Linked DNA regions of Homo sapiens: regions 1 and 3 are each linked to region 2. Evidence: read pairs that join two places in POLR2A ChIA-PET (ENCODE). Cell type or tissue: MCF 10A. All regions are shown on one strand.

The links. ChIA-PET counts read pairs that join two places held together with the same protein. Peaks named below come from ENCODE experiments on the same cell type or tissue, not always from the same donor. Only the 100,000 strongest peaks of a DNase experiment are listed, where the experiment ranks them.
Region 1: POLR2A ChIA-PET joins it to region 2 with 5 read pairs; 1 of 35 experiments calls an interaction of 5 or more read pairs at or near these places.
Region 3: POLR2A ChIA-PET joins it to region 2 with 5 read pairs; 1 of 35 experiments calls an interaction of 5 or more read pairs at or near these places.

The regions. Positions count from the first base shown.
Region 1 is chr1:165,114,871-165,118,870 of GRCh38, forward strand. No RefSeq gene overlaps it. Among named protein-coding and RNA genes, the nearest start is that of LMX1A-AS2, 87 kb to the right of the region's middle. In MCF 10A, no CTCF peak of the experiment used is centred here; a DNase peak (open chromatin) is centred at 2,031.
Region 2 is chr1:165,362,798-165,366,797 of GRCh38, forward strand. No RefSeq gene overlaps it. Among named protein-coding and RNA genes, the nearest start is that of LMX1A, 8.1 kb to the left of the region's middle. In MCF 10A, no CTCF peak of the experiment used is centred here; DNase peaks (open chromatin) are centred at 2,104 and 2,704.
Region 3 is chr1:165,287,032-165,291,031 of GRCh38, forward strand. The region is part of intron 3 of LMX1A (LIM homeobox transcription factor 1 alpha); the gene reads right to left. Among named protein-coding and RNA genes, the nearest start is that of LMX1A, 68 kb to the right of the region's middle. In MCF 10A, no CTCF peak of the experiment used is centred here; DNase peaks (open chromatin) are centred at 1,990 and 3,320.

The sequences.
Region 1 (4,000 bases), 250 kb before region 2:
TACTAAGACTTCCCGTCTTCTGCTCTCATGAGTGTAAATGTTCTTCAGGACTACTCAGTGAAAGAGACATCATGGTGCTTTCACTGACATACACAAACATGCTGCGTTATACACACACACACACTTGCAGACACACACGCCTGCAGGCACACATGATCATTCACACATGTGCACACAATGCATTCATGTTCATGCCAACACACATGCAACCATACATTCTCACACATGCTCATTGTTACACACACACACTTACGCATATACCCACACTCACGCACCTACTCACACATATAAACTCACATGCATAAAATACTCACATCTGTGCTTACTAACCCACAGTCGATATCACACAAATACACTTATACAAACACTTTCACACAAACACACATTCACACATTCACCCACACGTCTTGTCCTCCACAGTATGCATACATACACTTATAAGCACACACACACATACTTACACATACTCTTTCACACGCGGACACACTCTCAAATTCACCCACAGACTTACAGCATGTATTTACATATAGATCCCAAATAAAAAATAGAAAAATAAAACATTTTTCTGCTTCCCCAGTAGTACCTAGCACAGTGCTGAACATCAAGCAAAAGCAAAGAAACAAAAACAAAGCGTTTGAAATAGCAGGAAGAAAACATTTAACTGACCAGCTCTTTTCTGGGTAAATTTATTTTGAAAAAGCAAACATTGGCCCTTTTATCGCTCACCAAAATTTTGTTGTAAATGTCACAAACTGGAATTTGTGGCATAGCATACATAAAAAAGAAGTATCAAAAGTCAAAATATAATGCACACAAGAATGGTTACTTCTCTAAGAAAAATGTCCAAACAAGGCGTGGTGTGACCAATACTTCAAGATTAGCATAATCATTCCCATTTGACAAGGGAAGACACCAACACCTGGAGAAATTAAATGGCTTTTGTCACTAAACTAAAACCTTCTTAGCAGGGAGAATGTCTAACCCATCCCACTTGGTATCCATAATATCAGCAAAATGAATGCCTGCCTGACCCCTTGTTTTCCTCTTCCTCTTCCTGCTGCTCTTCATCTTCTCCTTCTTCTCCTCCTTCTCATTCTCCTTCTTCTTATTCTTCTCCTTCTCCTTCTCCTCCTCCTCCTCCTTCTCCTTCTCCTTTTTCTTCTTCCTCTTCTTATTCTTCTCCTCCTCCTCCTCCTCCTTCTCCTTCTCCTTCTTCTTCTTCTTCCTCTTCTTATTCTTCTCCTCCTCCTCCTCCTTCTCCTTCTCCTTCTTCTTCTTCTTCCTCTTCTTATTCTTCTCCTCCTCCTCCTCCTTCTCCTTCTTCTTCTTCTTCCTCTTCTTATTCTTCTCCTCCTCCTTCTCCTCCTCCTTCTCCTTCTCCTTCTTCTTCTTCTTCCTCTTCTTATTCTTCTCCTCCTCCTCCTCCTCCTCCTCCTTCTTCTTCTTATAATGTCAGTATGATTATCTGTCAGGGCCGGATGCCAAAAAGCATTCCTCTCACACACACTAAGAGTTCAGGCTTAATCTCATAGGCATAAATCAGCCATAAGTCTTAGTGCTGGAACAAACTTGTAACAACCTAAAACCAAGTGGAAGCATATACCCTGTTCCCAAACTGTGTTTCACATGCCCTCAGGCAGCCTCACTTATATTTAGCTTTTGAGTGACCAGGGCTAGCTTTATCTGGAAGAAAGAAAGAGTTTTTGCCTAAGAATAAACTATACAGTGGTTGACTTTCTTCAGCTATTATTTCGAGCTTGAATAGAATCAGAGTAGACTTGACCCAAGATTTCCACAAAAGCAACAAAAGCAGTTGCTCACAAATAGGAACACTTGTGTGCTTTGTGGCTAAGCTGGGGCTGGCATGCCTCTTCTCCACCTTCACCCCTTACCCTGTACGGTCTGCAGTGCAATTAACTGGTATGAGCCGCTCTCTCCAGCAGGCCATGAGCTCCTTGAAGGTAAGGATCATGCTTTGTTCGTGAATCATTCCACATATGATTCATATGATTCATAGCTGGCTCCACACACTGTGCTAGGGCCTGGAGTGACTGAGATGAGTAACACTGGTAGGGCCCTTGTGCTCACTCCGTAGACAATTCCAGTTCAGTGTCTTGAGTGCTATGATTGGGAACGTTCAGGGTGCAGTGGGGGTCACAGGGAGGCCACCCACAGTGTACTCCAGACGGTTTCTTGGAGGCAGTGAGGTCTAGGTCAAGTCTCAGTCAATCTTGAGAGATGTGTAAGAAGGCATTCTCCTTGGCATTTGGTCAATGACTTCACCCCTTCCCTACACGTCTGGTGAAGCAACAATAGGATGAAGGCGATTTGCAGAGAAGGCAGGAGGAAATATGTAAGCCAAGACTGAGAGCCACCTAGTTCCAGGCTCATTTCCCTTGAGCACCCCATTAGCTCTTCCCAAACGCCCACCCCAGAGAGAGCTCCTTTGCTTGGCTCCCCTCCAATCCCCTCCTCTGTGCCCACCTCGCTGGCTCCACCAACCTGTCCTACATGTAATGACTTAGGACTTTTTAAAGTTTCCTCCTTTTCCATCCTTACTTTTAACCCCAACAGCTTTAGTGAAAACTTGCCAGAAACAACCTGCCAGGCCAGCTGAGAGAGGGAACGGCTGGTGGCCCAGTGCTTCCCCGCCGGCCGTTCTCTCCGCAGGTGCCCGGCCCCTGCCTCCGAGTGCGCCTCGCGGAGCGCAAAGCGCTGTCACGACTCGGTGGCCGAGGTGATTAATTAGCGGCGTGGCCGTGCGGGGGACGCGTGCTGGCCTCCACATCTGCCCCGTGCCAGCAGGGGTCAATATGCGGTGTCACTGCTTTCCCTCTCACTCCCTCCAAAGCCTAATTGGCTGTGACACGCGGGCCAGCTGTTGTGAGAGGTGGAGCGCGGCGGGCGTTTTCCAGGACGGAGGCTGAGGGCAGGTTGACGGGCCTGTGGAGAATGTGTGCTGCTTCCTGCAGGCGACCACGTCTTTGTTCCAAGGCTAGGGCAGGCTGGAGGCTCTGGGCACTAGCATTCTGTTTCTTTCTCCTGGCTTTCCTCCTGGTCACAGCCAGGAGGTTGGGTACGGAGGAAAAAGGAGAAGTTTCAGGGGTCCATAAAGGGGCATCAGGCAGCACTCCTGTCCCCTGAACTACCAGAAATCTCTCCCTCTCCCCAAATGAAATCATTGTGCCACTATCAATACTGTGGAATAAATTAGATCTCATTTCTTTCTGCTTAGGAAAATATGGGCTGGGGTTGGGAAGAGAAGAGAGTGAATGGGGTAATTTTGGAAGCTTGGGCACGGGGAGAGTAAGATGCCAGGGCTGAGAGGGGATCTGCACCTCCAAGAATTGGCTTGAGCATAGGAGGGAGATAGAACAGTGCTAGGAGCAGATACAGGCCTGGTATTGGCAAAATCGCAAAGGGTTTTTTCCCAATATGATTAGAGAGGGAATACCCTTTTTAAAAAATAGTCTTGCAAAGATGTTTTAGAATATCTCCCTACTCATAACAGAAGTGTCCTGAAAACCACCCTGATGATAATATTCTAACAGAATGAGCCATGCATCTCCCTGGATTGAGGAGAAAGCAAAGGGGAAGGGTCCTAACATTTATTGAGCCCCCACAGCATGCCAGGAAGGGTCCTAAGCACTGCTCTAATCTTTGGAGAGGCTGAGATAGGCTCCTTGGTCTCTCCAGATCCCGCCACTCAGGATTGACCTAGGTGGCCAGTTTGAATGATTGGTTCATTTGTTTAATTCAGTCCACAACTTTTATGGAACCTAACTCTGGGGCAGACACTGTGATGGGCACCAAGATGAGGAGCTGGAGGAGTCTACAGGTAAGGCTAGGGAGCAAAACAAGGCAACATGACAACCCAGGGTGGGAGGTGGGATGGGAGCGTCAGGGTTAGGGTCCAGGGAGGCTTCCTGGGAAGGACATTCTGAGCTGAGTCCTGAGGCTGAGCAGGCATTCATCAGGAATCAGTGGCAGAATTTGGGCA
Region 2 (4,000 bases):
TGTTGCAACAGGTGCAGAGACCATCTCCATCAAGCCAGTAGCAAGACTCCAGCTTCCTACAGGTATTTTCAGGAAGGGACTCTACCTGTGTCTTCACCTACCAAGAGCATTAAACCACAATGGAACTGAGAATGCCCCTGCCCCTGAACGTACATCCATCCTCATTCTTCTGATGGATATGCCGTGTTTATTCCATTGTTAATTTATTTATATAATATATCTCTCCTAGTTTCTAAACAGGATTTGAGGTGACAAACACTACCAATAGTGAAATGAATTTTTTAAATTAAAATTATATACTGGGAGCAGAAAAACAAATCATACCCCCACCAAAATAATAATGTGGGGCTAAATATTTGAATTGTGATAGAATGTTAAATGTCACTCTGTGTTTACAAGGTGACACAGAGAAAAGTAAAGCTTTACAAAATTGTTACGATCCAATCAAACTGTGTTTCCAACATTATTTATATGTCTAGCTGGCTTAGGACAGAGTCTATAATAAAAGAACATATGTAACTCATGACAATGGAGATCAGACCTGTGACCTCATGAACAGTGTTTGAAAATTTTTTACTTTTGTTTATTGACTGTATCTCACCTCTTGTGAAAAGAATTATAGCAAATGTAAAACAAATGATATATACAACAAGTTAATAAGGTGGAACTACAAAAACAGGAAGAGAGAAAACAGATAATATTAAATATAAGAGTTAACAGTTGTCTCTTTGAGGGCAGCAACTATGATAACACGGTTCAATCTAACATAGTTCTAAGTATGTACTTGGCACTTGTTATGTGTGAACATTTGAGCAAATGAATACCGTGAATGAGAGTCTAATTTGCCTTTGAGCTTCCTGGCGGCTAGGGCAAAAAGAGAAATAACCAGCTTATAGATATTTTTGCACCTGGATTAGAGTGGTAATTGTGGATTTGTTTGATTAAACACAAAAGAAAATGTACCCTTAATCCTCATACCTCCAGATTCTTGTGCCCAAGGAAGTAAACAGTGAATCTTTCCATCCCGCTCCTCAGCACAGTGCCTTGCATAAAATAAATATTTGTTGCATGAATATATTAATAAGATCATTAAAATAAAGGGTTTTTGATACATCTAAGACGTGTTTCCATTTCCTCCTTTCCTATCCCATCAATAACTTATCCCCAATCCTTTTTCAACCTTAAAGTTCAGAGAGGAAAAAAAAATTGTCAGGAGGGTATTGAAGGTGAAGGTATTCCAGGTAGATGACATGGCTTCAGCAAAGGCATCCGGGGAGAAAGTCAAGGTAAGTTAGAAAATCTCTGTGCACAGAAGGAAATGGGGCAACACAGGAGGTTCGAATACTGGACTTTAAGTTTATGACTCCACAGGCCATAGAGAGCCTTTGGAAGATTGGGATTGGAGGAGTAAAATAATCAGGGGTTTGGCCTATGCTTATTAATTCTGGTATCAGTGTGGCTAATGAATTCAAAGAAAGGAGAAGAGGGAGGTAGAGCAGATAAACTTAGTTACTCTAGTATAAGTGAGAAATTCAAGGTCTGGCCCAGGGCAGGGAAATGACCTTGAGGGGGATGAATGTAAGAGCAATATCAGAAATCAAGTCAAAAAGTCCAGCATCTGTTTAGCTGTGAAGTGAGAAGAAATGAAGGGGAAAAGGCATCAAAGAGGCTTGGGGAACAGTGTGGTAGTAATAGAAATAGGAAATGCAGGAGGAAAGCAGCAGGATGGGGTGCAAGAAGAAGTTTGGTGACTTTTCAAAATGTTTTCCCATCCATTATCTCATTGATTTCATATGCAAACAGAGTGAGATCCACCCTGAATGTCAGCTGAAAACTGCTCTGCCCCTGTTTAGAGCTGCCAAGTTTCAATGAGCAAACGTATGCCTTGATCCTTCTGGTGGTACCAGGGCACCCACTGGCAGGTGCCCTGCCCTCTCCAGGCAGCCCCAAAGCTTCGCCAGGGCTCAGCCACCCCATCCTGGCTCCGAGCCAGCAGCAGCTAAAAAGTGGGTAGTGAAAACACTGCGGCCTGCCATGCTTGCCAGGAACATGGATGGGTGTGCCCCGGAGTTCAGCCAGAGTCTCCCAGAACATCTGGGCAGGGTGGGGAGGGAGGAGCACAGCCATTGGAGTTTCTTTAGTGTCTCATCTTTCTTCCCGCTGGGTAGCAGGCTCTGGTTTCACCACTGACTCACTTCCAGGCACAGGCAAGTGGTTTCACCCCAGGCTGCAACTTCTCCCCTGAGCAATGGGACAGATAATATTTCTCACCTCCTTAGGACAGCAAGACATTAATGAGAGGGCTCTGCATGCTCCTGGCTGAGCCTCAGTTGGATGGCACAAGCAATTGCATAGAGAGAAGAAACACTGACCTAGTCATAAAAAGTCAGTCCTGGACGGGGCTCCAGCACAGAGCTGATCTAGCCTCTCACCTCGCAGATGAGGGGCCTCCAGTCTGTAGCCACAACCACTCCCAGCTGTCATCTGTTGGTTTTCAGATATATATGTTGGGGCCTCTTATGGATCCCTACATCCCAAGGAAAATCCAAATTTCTCTGCACAAGCTGGTCCCACTCAACATTTCCAGCCTCCTCTCCTTCATTCCCCTTCTCTCTTCCCTCCTCCTCACTCAACTCCAGGCGTTCACAACTCTACATTACACCCCCCCCACCCCGACACACACACACTGTGACTCAGACACTCCCCATCCATTTTCCTGGCACAGGTCTGTGCTCTGCTACCCAATCAGCAGTGTCCTCAGGCAGGAGTCCACTTTCCTTTCTTCTCTGCCCTGTTGAAAACCCACCTCTTAAGCCCTCAGACAGGTAATTAGCACCTCCTCTGCCTGGCAGGCTGTTTAGCATTTATCACAAGGTATCTCCAGTTTTCCTTTAGATATCTGCCTCCTTCACTAGAAAACACACAGATGTGTGACTTAGAGAGCTTAGTGTCCTCCCAGAGTCAGGCCCTGGTGACAGATGTGGGAAATGAAGAAGGAAAAATGCAGATTATAATAGGGTTTACAAACCAAGGGTGCAAAAAAAGGGGTACAGTGAAGTCTGCCTCCAGTCCCTGCTCTCTGCCCAGCTCTCCCTGATACATAACATGCCAGGTAGTAGGTTATGAGGTATCCTTCAGTTTCTTTAAGCATACACCCCAAAAACCACAACACAAATATAGATCCTTTACTTCCCGCTTTGTAACCCAAATCATAAACTTTTTTTTTACAGAGACCCTTTAAAATCTTTCAAGTTTCTCATATTCATCCTCCCTCTATTCCGATCTTCAACTCATAGGTTTAACTATCCATGAAACAAATAATACCACACATTTAATGTAAGTCACAGTACAGGTGCATCTTGCCTTTAAAAATGATTGAGTTCCTGGGAAATTATGTAAAATCACATTTGTATTAAAGTAGTCACATTTCCAGTGCATTGAAGGGGCATGTTGTTTAAAGATATTCAGGAGTGTATCTTCTTACCGATGAGGAAGTGGTATACTCTGCTACTCCCCAAACTGTTGATTCAGTTCAGATTTGCTAACACCTCATTCTTTTAGAACCCAGTAACACAGATTTAAAAGAGAGCAAGTTTCTCTGTCTAGTGAGAAAAAGGGTAAAATTTAGAGCCAGAGTTCCTCCCACAGAAACCCCTTCAAACCCCAAATACAGGGAACTGATAGCCCTGGTCGACCCCACCTTTTCATCTATGGAGCCAGACTCTGTGGACACATTTGCAGCTTCCTGGGGATTGGCAAGGTAGTGAGAAGCTGCTTCCATGATTTCAGCTTGCAATGGCACCATCTAATGATTTTAAAGAAATTTCTGTTAGAGACAGAGTCTCACTCTGTTGCCCAGGCTGGAGTGCAGTGCCATGATCATGGTTCACTATAACCTCCAGCTCCTGAGCTCAAGTGATCCTCCTGCCTCAGCCTCCCAAGAAGCTGGGACTACAAGCATGTGCCACCATTCCTGGTTAATTTTTTACATTTTTTGTAG
Region 3 (4,000 bases), 76 kb before region 2:
TATTAATAATATGTTAATAGAAAGAATAAATCAAAACAGTCCCCTATTATGCTTGATAATAGGAAACATGGGAGCTTCAAAGCAAACTACCTAATTATCTGCACTGCCTTCTACCCCATTGGCTAGCCAGTTGCCCCAAGTAGCACAGAGTGGGCTTCCTTCCATAAAATCCACCTGATCCGGTCCAATCATCATATTCTGAAGATGGTTCGGGGGCAGAATATGACCAGTGACTTTAGAAATTCTCTTCACATGTGAGATAGTCCATTTCTCTAAAGGACTAAAAAAACTGAACTCTCTCTCCCTCTATTCCTGATAGGTAAATTGGAGCTCGGACTACACCTCTCGGACTACACCTCTCCTAAAAGAAAGAAGCCCAGATTCAAGAAGTAATTTGCCAAAAGGGAGGCGGTGACAAGACTGGGCTGGAATTGGGCCCTCAGGGTGAGTTACAACTGTGAATTCTTTTGTTCCTTTGTGTCCCAGAGCACTGGTATGCTCCAGTTATTCATCTGGGAAGGGTGAAGGTGGGTCCCTCTGCCCAGGTCTCCCAGCCCAAACATTCCAGGATTCACTCAACTCCCAGGCAACACCTCCTACAAGGGCCACACCAGCCCTGTGAGCCATGCTTAATACAGAGGTTTATTGAGGAATACTCTAACTCAACAAATTTATTTTAAAAATCTGTTAGGGGAAAATTATTCATGTTCCAAGATGGCTCTTGGCTTTGCTAAAAAAAAATAAAATTAAATTAAAAAAATTAAAAACAGACTGACGTACTATATGCCTTATATTTCTCTAAAGGCTCTTTTATTTCAAAATTCTGATTTATAGACAATTTCCCAGGAATGCTGCTATTGTGTAAATCAAGGTACACTTGTCCTGAGAGTGAGCTTCCCAGCCAGGGTGCCTTGTTTGGTTGTATAGTTTCAGAGCCAGATTGCGTTATTCATTAACTTCCTGTGTGAAAACCGAATAATAAAACTGAAGTGTGTTAAACAAATCCAGATGAGGGGGTTTAAATCACCTCCAGGTCACTAGGCTGAAAACCGCTGTCATTTCTCCTGGAACAAATATTCTCTACCTTACTCTAGCACCACATTATTAAATGGAGATAACAATATTTATGCCCTTCCCAAGGGGTAACAGGGATGGACAGCTCTCCTGGGTTGGGCCTGCTTGGATGAGGAAGTGACAAGCAGTGGGGAAACAGGTAGGTGGCCCCCAGAGTCTACTTCCAGCCCTGTGATTCCAAAACATGCACAGAGATTAGGGGCAGAAAGGTGTCTCGGGATGAGAAAGTGTGGTCTGGAAGAGGCAGGAATGTTTCTGTGACTAGCTATGGGAGTCAAACCCATCACCCCTTTGTAACAACCACTTAGCTCTTATTTCTCCCCAGGGATTTATGTGTGAGCGAACAGCAGGCAGCTGTCTCCTCGGCAGCGGCTGCCACCGGGAACTACAAGGCAACGTGAAGCCTGTGCTAGAAAAACCCCTCCTGGGCCGGTCCTGCAAGCAGCCAAGATGCGGTTAAAGATTCCAATTCTGATGGGATCCCATGTCTCCTAGGTTACAGCTGAGGACTGTGTTTTCCTTTATTACAACAGAAAATGTGTGTTCCCCAGGGACTGTTCAAACATCTGTATGAGGTACACCGTGTGTGTGTGCGTGTGTATGCGTGTTTGCGCGCCTGTGCTCACACACAGGCTCAGGCGGCAGCTATCATGACCTGGCTATTCAAATAACCCTCTCCAGATAGTTAAAATTCATGGTGCCTTATTGCTGTTCCAGCAGCCAGTCTGCTACAGATGTGTGGCGGTGCAGTTGCATTTGAAGCAAACAGTCTCAGAAGTCTAATTAAAATAGAGGAAGCGATCTCCTCCTCAAATTTCCTTTAGATTTAACTCCATAAAAATCACTAGGTAATATCCAACTGGCAGAGTGAATCATCAGAGCTGGCAGCTGGGCCAAGCAGGCAGAGCAAACAGACTTCTGGCCCCTGCTGGGGGTGTCTTACAAAACACCCACACCAGAGACTCCAGCCTCCTTGCCCTGTGCCTTCATCTAATCTTTTGTGGTCACATTTATGAAGCTATGATTATATGTCCATCTGGAGTTGGGAGGGGGTAAGGGTATTGTTGATTCACCTTAAAATCCACTGACCCAAAGTCACTGAAATGTGTGCTCAAGTGCTTTTCTCTGATTATTGATAAAAAAAAAAAAAGAGAGAGAGAGAGAGCCAGTTGCCTGGATATTCACACAAGCAAAATGGCACTACAGATCTAGTTATCCCAAAGGGAGATCCTTCGTTTGCTGATATGAGCATTCTAGCATGTGTTTGGAACCATTTGTCACCCATGTCTAGCCCAAGAGTCAGATGTAAAATGCCCCAGGAACTGGTTTGGGATGAATTTAAACTCCCTCTAAAGAAGGGTTGCCAAGGCTCCCTGGCTTCAAATCTTACCTACCTCTTCTCCCATAATAAGTTTAAAGTAATTCAGCATGTAAAATGTTCATGTTTCCAGTGTCCAAAATCTCAGGGCTGACAATGAATTTACCTGAATAGTCATTAGGTGCACACATTCACACATCACTGCTGAGGGCAGGAACTGCCGTGTAGCACAAGAGGCTCTGGATACGGAGTCAGAGAGCTGAGTCTGGTTGGAGGATTGGCTGCTCCAAGATAGCTAATTTTCCCCAGGGCTTCATTATTCATCTGGGAAATGATGGCACCCACCCTGCCTGCCTTAGACAGCTGTTGTGGGGTTAGATCTGATAGGAGTACTGTGCAAACTCTAAAGCCTCTGGTGTGCATTTAAGCTCTCAGCAGTCATACTGAGGATCAGCCAGCTTCTATGACATAGCTCGGTCTAGGCAGTTTTCAATCCTGGCTGGTGAACTTCTGAAACAATAGTGAAGCACAGGCCCATCCTTAGGGAGTCTGATTTCATTGTGCAGTTGGGCTAGTAGAAAGGAAACTGAGGTAGGTGACAGATTTGGGCCTCCCTTTCAGTAAACATACACTGCACATTTGGACCTGAGACATGAAGCCCTCAGTTTATGTATCAGTTAAATGGACATCACATAGTCTACATCTGGCTCCCCTATTCATTTCATTGATGTTTACTGACTATCAACTACACTTATTTCTTATGGTCACTGTAACAAATTACCTGACAATTGGTGGCTTAAAACAACAGAAATTTATTCTCTCGCGGTTCTAGAGACCAGAAGTTCAAAATCCGTTTCACTAGGCTGAAACAAAGATATCAGCAGAGCTACGCTCCCTCTAGAGGCTTAAGGGAAGATTCCATTCCTTGCTGCTTCTGGCTTCTGGTGGCTGCCAATGCCAACATTCCTTGGCTTATGGCCACATCACACCCATCTCTGCCTGTCTTCACATTGCCTTCGTGTGTGTGTGTGTGTGTGTGTGTTTGTAAAATGTCTCTATTTATAAAAACCCTTGCGATAGCATTTCAGGCCCACCCAGACAAACCAGGATTACGCCCTCATCTCAAGATCCTTAATTTAATCACATCTACAAAGATCTTTTGGACCTGATGTCTTTGGGGAACGTTTTCAGTCTACTATGCCTTTTATGGATCAGACATTGTGCTAAATGCTGAGAACATAGCAGATAAAAAGACCCTATTGTACTCCCAAGGAATGAAAGATTATTAAGGATCACAGACTCTCAGATTTGGACAAGACATTAGAAATGCGGTTCTCAAAGTGTAGTCTCCGGACCACCAACATCACCGGAGAATTTTTTGGAAAGGTAAATTCTTGCCCCCCACCCACCTTCTGAGTCAGAAGCTCAGTGGTGGAACCCAGCAGTCTGTGTTTTAACAAGCTTTCCAGGTGATTCTGATGCACATAATGTTTGAGAGCCACCAGTCTAGTGGGAATGAACTTTTTTATTTTAGTGTTCTTTCCCCAGCATCTCTGCTAAATTATATCCAGCTTTGGCTTAAATACTAACAATTTATATACCTGCCCA